Linked DNA regions of Homo sapiens: region 2 is linked to region 1. The links are chromatin contacts, found by Hi-C or POLR2A ChIA-PET in ENCODE. All regions are on one chromosome and are shown on one strand. Each heading gives the region's core, a stretch centred on a gene start or an enhancer-like site at or near the end of the contact. The rest is flanking DNA. Distances are from core to core; before and after follow the strand shown.

Evidence for each region. A loop is a pair of places that touch in the nucleus more often than their neighbours do. ChIA-PET counts read pairs that join two places held with the same protein, here RNA polymerase II (POLR2A). Pooled maps may share reads with other maps.
Region 2: a loop to region 1 is called in a pooled map, with 2.5 times the contacts of the local background. The contact joins the promoter of VARS2 here to the enhancer-like site in region 1. A Hi-C loop is called at or near these places in 1 of 50 pooled maps. POLR2A ChIA-PET finds 5 or more read pairs at or near these places in 3 of 52 experiments (WTC11, activated T-cell and naive thymus-derived CD8-positive, alpha-beta T cell).

What each region holds. Positions count from the first base shown.
Region 1 is chr6:30,595,596-30,598,964 of GRCh38, forward strand. No RefSeq gene overlaps it. Among named protein-coding and RNA genes, the nearest start is that of MIR877, 13 kb to the left of the region's middle. Within about 2 kb of position 1,901, at least 4 of the 41 ENCODE cell types and tissues checked have a DNase peak (open chromatin) inside an H3K27ac peak, as active enhancers do.
Region 2 is chr6:30,912,346-30,915,714 of GRCh38, forward strand. It overlaps VARS2 (valyl-tRNA synthetase 2, mitochondrial), which reads left to right and starts at 1,893. Exons shown (of 30, transcript NM_020442.6): 1 at 1,893-1,999; 2 at 2,465-2,692; 3 at 2,811-2,892; 4 at 3,010-3,110. The coding sequence starts at 2,492. GTF2H4 (general transcription factor IIH subunit 4) reads left to right here. Exons shown (of 14, transcript NM_001517.5): 11 at 1-113; 12 at 765-812; 13 at 964-1,042; 14 at 1,466-1,761. The coding sequence ends at 1,638.

The DNA of each region.
Region 1 (3,369 bases), core at 651-3,150:
TACTGCCCAGGAGTAGGAATGAAAGAAATAGGATAATGATTCTGAATTGAAGATAGACCCCGTTGCACCTGGGGAAGGATTGACAGAAAGAGAACGTTGAATGTCACAAGGGTATTTTAGAGGGAAAAAATGGAAGCAGAAAGGAAAAACAGACTGAAACGGTAGAGAGAAAAGTGCCTGCAGGGAGGGCTTGGTGAAGAAACATCATTGTAGTGAAATGAATGAAATGTTCAACCTCTCTCCCCCTGCAAAAAAACAAAAAACAAGGAAAATCTTCTCTTTATATAATCTAAAGTTTTTACGTAAGTAAAAAGGAACAGGTAGGCCGGGTGCCGTGACTCACACCTGTAATCCCAGCACTTTGGGAGGCCAAGGCGGGTGGATCACCTGAGGTCAGGAGTTCGAGACCAGCCTGGACAACATGGTAAAACCCCATCTCTACTAAAAATACAGAAATTAGCCAGGCGTGGTGGCAGGTGCCTACAATCCCAGCTACTCAGGAGGCTGAGGCAGGAGAATCCTTGAACCCAGGGGGCAGTGAGCCAAGATCGTGCCATTTCACTCCAGCCTGGGCAAAAGAGTGAAACTTGTCTAAAAAAAAAAAACAGGTTTCTTTGAATTTTTTTTTTTTTTTTTTTTGAGATGAAATTTTGCTGTCACCCAGGCTGGAGTGCAATGGCACGATCTCAGCTCACTGCAACCTCCGCCTCCTGGGTTCAAACGATTCTTCTGCCTCAGCCTCCAGAGTAGCTGGGATTACAGGCACCAGTCACCACGCCCGGCTAATTTTTTGTATTTTTAGTAGAGACGGTTTCACCATGTTGGTCAGGTTGCTCTCGAACTCCTGATCTCAGGTGATCCACGCGCCTCGGCCTCCCAAAGTGCTGGGATTACAGGCGTGAGCCACCACGCCTGGCCGAATTTTCATAAATGATTTGAAAGAAAATGAGCTCATTCTTTCTTTTTTTTTCAGACGGAGTCTTGCTCTGTCGCCATCCTGGAATGCAGTAGCGTTATCTCGGCTCACTGCAACCTCTGCCTCCTGGATTCAAGCGATTCCCCTGCCTCAGCCTCCCAAGTAGCTGGGACTACAGGTGCGTGCCACCACTCCCGGCTAATTTTTTTTTTTTTTTGAGACAGAGTCTTGCTCTGTCGCCCAGGCTGGAGTGCAGTGGCGCGATCTCTGCTCGCTGCAAGCTCCACCTCCCGGGTTCATGCCATTCTCCTGCCTCAGTCTCCTCAGTAGCTGGGATTACAGGCACCCGCCACCACACCCACCTAAGTTTTTGTATTTTTAGTAGAGAAGGGGTTTCACCTTGTTAGCCAGGATGGTCTCCATCTCCTGACCTCATGATCTGCCCGCTTCGGCCTCCCAAAGTGCTGGGATTACAGGCGTGAGCCACCGCGCCTGGCAATTTTTGTATTTTTAATAGAGACGGGGTTTCACCATGTTGGCTAGGATGGTCTCCATCTCCTGACCTTGGGATTTGCCCGCCTCGGCCTCCCAGAGTGTTGGGATTACAGGTGTGAGCCACCGCGCTCGGCCGAGCTTATTCTTAAAATACAGTAAAAACTTTAAGCTCTCTTTTAAGGTTCTTGTGGCTTGTTGCAGGAGATAGAAGAAAGGTGAGAAGCAGGCAGTAAATGGAAGCAGAAAGAGACACAAAGTTGTGACCACTAGGTTGTGACATGTTTGGGTTTTTTCACTTGAGCTGTATACTTCTTTGGTATTTCACGCCCTAGCCTGGTCCTTAGATTATGTCTTCTCAGGTCTTCTCCCAGTGCACACAGCAACAACAGACTGACCTGAACACCTCCGCCCACACACACCAAGCCTGGGCAAGGGGAAGGTAAAACTACCCACTTTGGGCCTACATGCAGTGAGGCCTTTCAGATACTGATAAAACATTGTTGCCCCCTCATGTGGCCAATGCTGGAAATACAGCTGAGACACGTATTCCAGGGCAGTGTAGCAGCCTCAGCAACTGGGAATTTGTTAGAAATGCATATCTCGGGATCCATCCTGACCTACTAAATCAGAATTTTGCTGGACCCTACCCCCAATCTGTCTGTTTTTTCTTTTTGTTTTGTTTTTGTTTTTTGAGATGGAGATGGAGTCTGGCTCTGTCACCCAAGCTGAAGTGCAGTGGTGTGATCTCTGCTCACTGCAACCTCCACTTCCCGGGTTCAAGTGATTCTCCTGCTTTAGTCTCCCAAGTAGCTGGGATTACAGGCGCGAGCCACCATGCCTGACTAATTTTTGTATTTTTAGTAGAGATGGGATTTCACCATGTTGGCCAGGCTGGTCACAAACTCCTCACCTCAGGTGATCCATCCGCCTTGGCCTCTCAAAGTGCTGGGATTACAGGCATAAGCCACTGCATCCAACCCAAATTTGTTTTTTTTTTTCTTTCTTTTTTTTTTTTTTTTTTTTGAGACCAAGTTTCGCTCTTGTTACCCAGACTGGAGTGCAATGGTGCGATCTCGGCTCACCACGACCTCCACCTCCCGGGTTCAAGCAATTCTCCTGCCTCGGCCTCCCGAGTAGCTGGGATTACAGGCATGCGCCACCACGCCCGGCTAATTTTTGTATTTTTAGTGGAGACGGGGGTTCTCCATGTTGGTCAGGCTGGTCTCGAACTCCTGACCTCCTGATCTACCCGCCTTGGCCTCCCAAAGTGCTGGGTTTACAGGTATGAGCCACTGCACCCGGCCCCAGATTTGTTTTCTAATAAGCTCTTCAGATGATCCTGATGAATGCTAACAGACTTGAAAACCGCCATTCTCAACCCACATGTTAAAACATGTTAATATCTTCAACTGCCCCATATCTGCCACACACACTCCCCCCAGAGTGATGTATCCTTTCTTTTTTTTTTCAGATGGAGTTTCACTCTTGTTGCCCAGGCTGGAGTGCAGTGGTGCAGTCTGCAACCTCTGCCTCCTGGGTTCAAGCGATTCTCCTGCCTTCCGAGTAGCTGGGATAACAGGCGCCAGTAACCACACCCAGCTAATTTTTGTATTTTTAGTAGAGATGGGGTTTCTTCATGTTGGCCAGGCTGGTCTCGAACTTCTGACCTCAGGTGATCCAACTGCTTCGGCCTCCCAAGGTGCTGGGATTACAGGCGTGAGCCACCACGCCCAGCTTTAATTTCTGGTTTAAGAGTGGAGGCCAGGCGCGGAAATGGGGAAATGGAGTTTCCCTATGTTGCTTAGGGTAGTTTTGAACTCCTGGGTTCAAGTGATCGTCCCATGTGGGCCTCCCAAAGTGCTGGGATTACAGGCGTGAGCCAACATGCCCAGCTTTAATTTCTGGTTTAAGAAGAGTGGAGGCCAGGCGCGGAAATGGGGAAATGGAGCTTCCCTATG
Region 2 (3,369 bases), core at 643-3,142, 320 kb after region 1:
CCCTCATTGCCCTCTTCTCTGAGATGCTCTATCGGTTCCCCAACATGGTGGTGGCGCAGGTGACCCGGGAGAGTGTGCAGCAGGCAATCGCCAGTGGCATCACAGCCCAGCAGGTATTCCCACTTGGGAGAGGTGGAGCAGGAAGACAGGCTGCACTTGGGCTGCGGGGGACAGGGGTCACATTATGGAAGGCTAGCTCTGAGTCTGTTATAATAGGTGGTGGTGAGTTGTCTGTGTTTGAAGAGAAATGAAGGCTTTGGGTGTGAGAATAGGTAGACCCTTGAGGGGAAAAAAACATGGAGGGAGGAGGTATAGATCTGGATTTGTGCCTCGGCACTGCCACATCCTAACTGCGTAAACTAGACATAGTTGTTTTGCCTCTGTGAGCCTCAGTTTCCTCATCTAGTAAATGACAGTTCTTACCTCAGGGTTGCCGGGATAATTCATTGGAAGAATAGGGGCAAAGCATTGAGCTCAGCACCTGTCATGCAATAAATGCTAAAAAAAGAAAATAGTAGCTGCTGCTATTTTAAAGAAAGAAAAACAAAACATTACTGGAAAGGGCGAATGTGCCAGAAAAGGAATATCCCACGTTGCTGGGAGCAGCAACGTGGGATAACAGCTGAACTGGGATGGGTGGAGTTGATGACAGGAGTTATGAGTTTTTAGAATAAGCTGATGTTCCAGTGACATTAGGTGACAGCTCAGATGGCTTTCCTGCCTTCTTGCTGGAGCCCTCATGCCATTCTTGTCTGTTTTCCTAGATAATCCATTTCCTAAGGACAAGAGCCCACCCAGTGATGCTCAAACAGGTATAGACAGGCTCCAAGATGTCAGAGGCTGGCAGCTGGTGATGACATGATGGAAAAGAAAAAGGGGCATCCAAATCTGGGGAAGAAACAGAGGGCCGGGTTGTCTGGGGCAGTATTCTGAGTCCCTACAGTCAACCCTTGCTCCTTGCAGACACCTGTGCTGCCCCCCACCATCACCGACCAGATCCGGCTCTGGGAGCTGGAAAGGGACAGACTCCGGTTCACTGAGGGTGAGTAGCTTCTGGTGGCCAAGTCTTGGTCATTGGCCAGAGAAAGGGCAGACAGTTCAGTCTGCATTTTATTTTTTACTTCATGGACTAGGAGAGAAAAGCTGGCAAGACAGTTTTTTGTTGTTTTGGGGTGAGTCGGTAGTAAACAAATCGTCCCAAATCAATGCACTTTGGATTTGGCTAGGTGAGGGAATAATTCACAGTAATTTGTATTAGGCCTTTCTGAATATGGCTGGATCACACTGGTGTTAAGATGAACCCCTGAGCAGACAAGCATAGAGAATTAGTTTGTAAAATTGCGGTGGGGGCAAGCCCAGACCGCGTCCAGGGCTGCCACCAAGGAGCTGGGGGGATTCCCAATAGGAGCTCCGAGCTTCACTTTCTCGTCTTCTCCCCGCGCCCCTCCCGTCCTGCCGACCCCAGGTGTCCTGTATAACCAGTTCCTGTCGCAAGTGGACTTTGAGCTGCTGCTGGCCCACGCGCGGGAGCTGGGCGTGCTCGTGTTCGAGAACTCGGCCAAGCGGCTCATGGTGGTGACCCCGGCCGGGCACAGCGACGTCAAGCGCTTTTGGAAGCGGCAGAAACATAGCTCCTGAGAGCGCGGGACTTGGACACGGACCTCGGCGGGCGGGACTGGGCGGGGCGGGGCATCAGAACTCAGGTGTTTTTTATTTACGCGTCAGGGCTTTTCTTGTTTAATAAAGTTATGATAGCTAGCAGTGCGGTCCCGGGCGCCTCCCCGTGGGGTTTGCCTTCGCGGCGGACTCGCTCCTCTGGTCTACAGCCTTTGGACCGGTAGGGAGAGGGTGGGGCCAAAGCCAGCTGCTGCGCATGCGCCGGCCGGGGCCCCGCCCCCATGCGCCGCGCGGCTCCAGGGCCACGTTCCAGGGTCGGGTTTGGTGGATTCCTCAGTCCCTGCCGCCGCGGGGCGCCCTGGGATAGCGGCGGGGCCTCCTGGTGAGCGCGCGCCGGGGCGGCCTCCGGGAAGTGGGAGACGCTGCGGGTCCTGGGCCCAGGCCTTGGGATGGGCGGGAAGGCTTGGCCGCGCCGGGCTGTGGGCACTGCAGGAGGCCCCTGTGCAGGTGGAGATCGCCGCGGCCCTGGCGGGACTCCTTGCTGGCTCTTGGGCGCGCTGATGCCCATCATCTCCCTGAGTTTCTGAGCCCTATCTCTCATGTGTCAGTGGTCACCGCCGAATCCAGACACTCCGGCCCTGTTCCGGAAGAGCCCTGATATCCGTGGCTCCATGGCGCTGTCTGTCGATACCATGCACTCTAGCTCTCAAGGAGGAAAGGTTTTGTGGAAGGGAATAGAGACTTGGAATAACAGACCTGTGCTAATTAGAGACAGGAAAGATGGAACAAGGGGAGTGACCCTTCTCCACCCCCATATCCTAATGTGCTCTCTCTCTATCCAGAACAGATCTCGGCCCCTTTCCAAACACTCCTGATGCCTCATTTGCCTCTCGCCTCTTTTCGACCACCATTTTGGGGGCTGAGGCACTCACGGGGCCTCCCCAGGTTTCACTCCGTTTCTACACAGTCGGAGCCCCATGGATCTCCCATCTCCCGGAGGAACCGTGAAGCCAAACAGAAGCGCCTGCGAGAGAAGCAGGCGACTCTGGAGGCTGAGATAGCAGGGGAGAGCAAGGTTAGGGGTCAGACAGCTTGTCCTTGGGTTTCTGAGACTTGAGAGGGGCTGGAGGAGACCGGCTGAAATGCAGTCTGGGGTATACTGGATCCCAGCCTCTTCTGCTTTCTCTTCTCAGTCACCTGCAGAATCCATTAAGGCCTGGAGGCCTAAGGAGTTAGTATTGTATGAAATCCCTACGAAACCCGGTGAAAAGAAAGGTAAGTAGAATAAGTAAGAAGGCCTTTTCTTTCACATATGTGTTGCCCATTTGGCCTGCCGAAATGCAGCCTGGGAACAAGTTCAGTGGTTAGTGGAGCTCTCCTCTGCCTTCACAGATGTCTCTGGGCCCCTGCCTCCTGCATACAGCCCCCGATATGTTGAGGCTGCCTGGTACCCGTGGTGGGTACGAGAGGGCTTCTTCAAACCAGAATATCAGGTTAGTATCTGGCAGGGAGGGGTCCTAAATTGTCTCCAGGACAGAGTGGCCCTTGAATACAACTGGACCTCAGAGTTGAGCTCACATTGTAGACCTTGTCTTCTTTCTGGCTCTGGTGTCTCCAAAGATTTCTCTTGGCAGGTTCCCCCTGGCCAATTCCCTCCTCTCCACTCTCCTCTTATTTGCAGGACAGTTCTTCCTTGAAGTTCTTTCTGTTCTGGAGACAGTAGAGGGTGCTCTTTCCCCAATCCAATTCTCT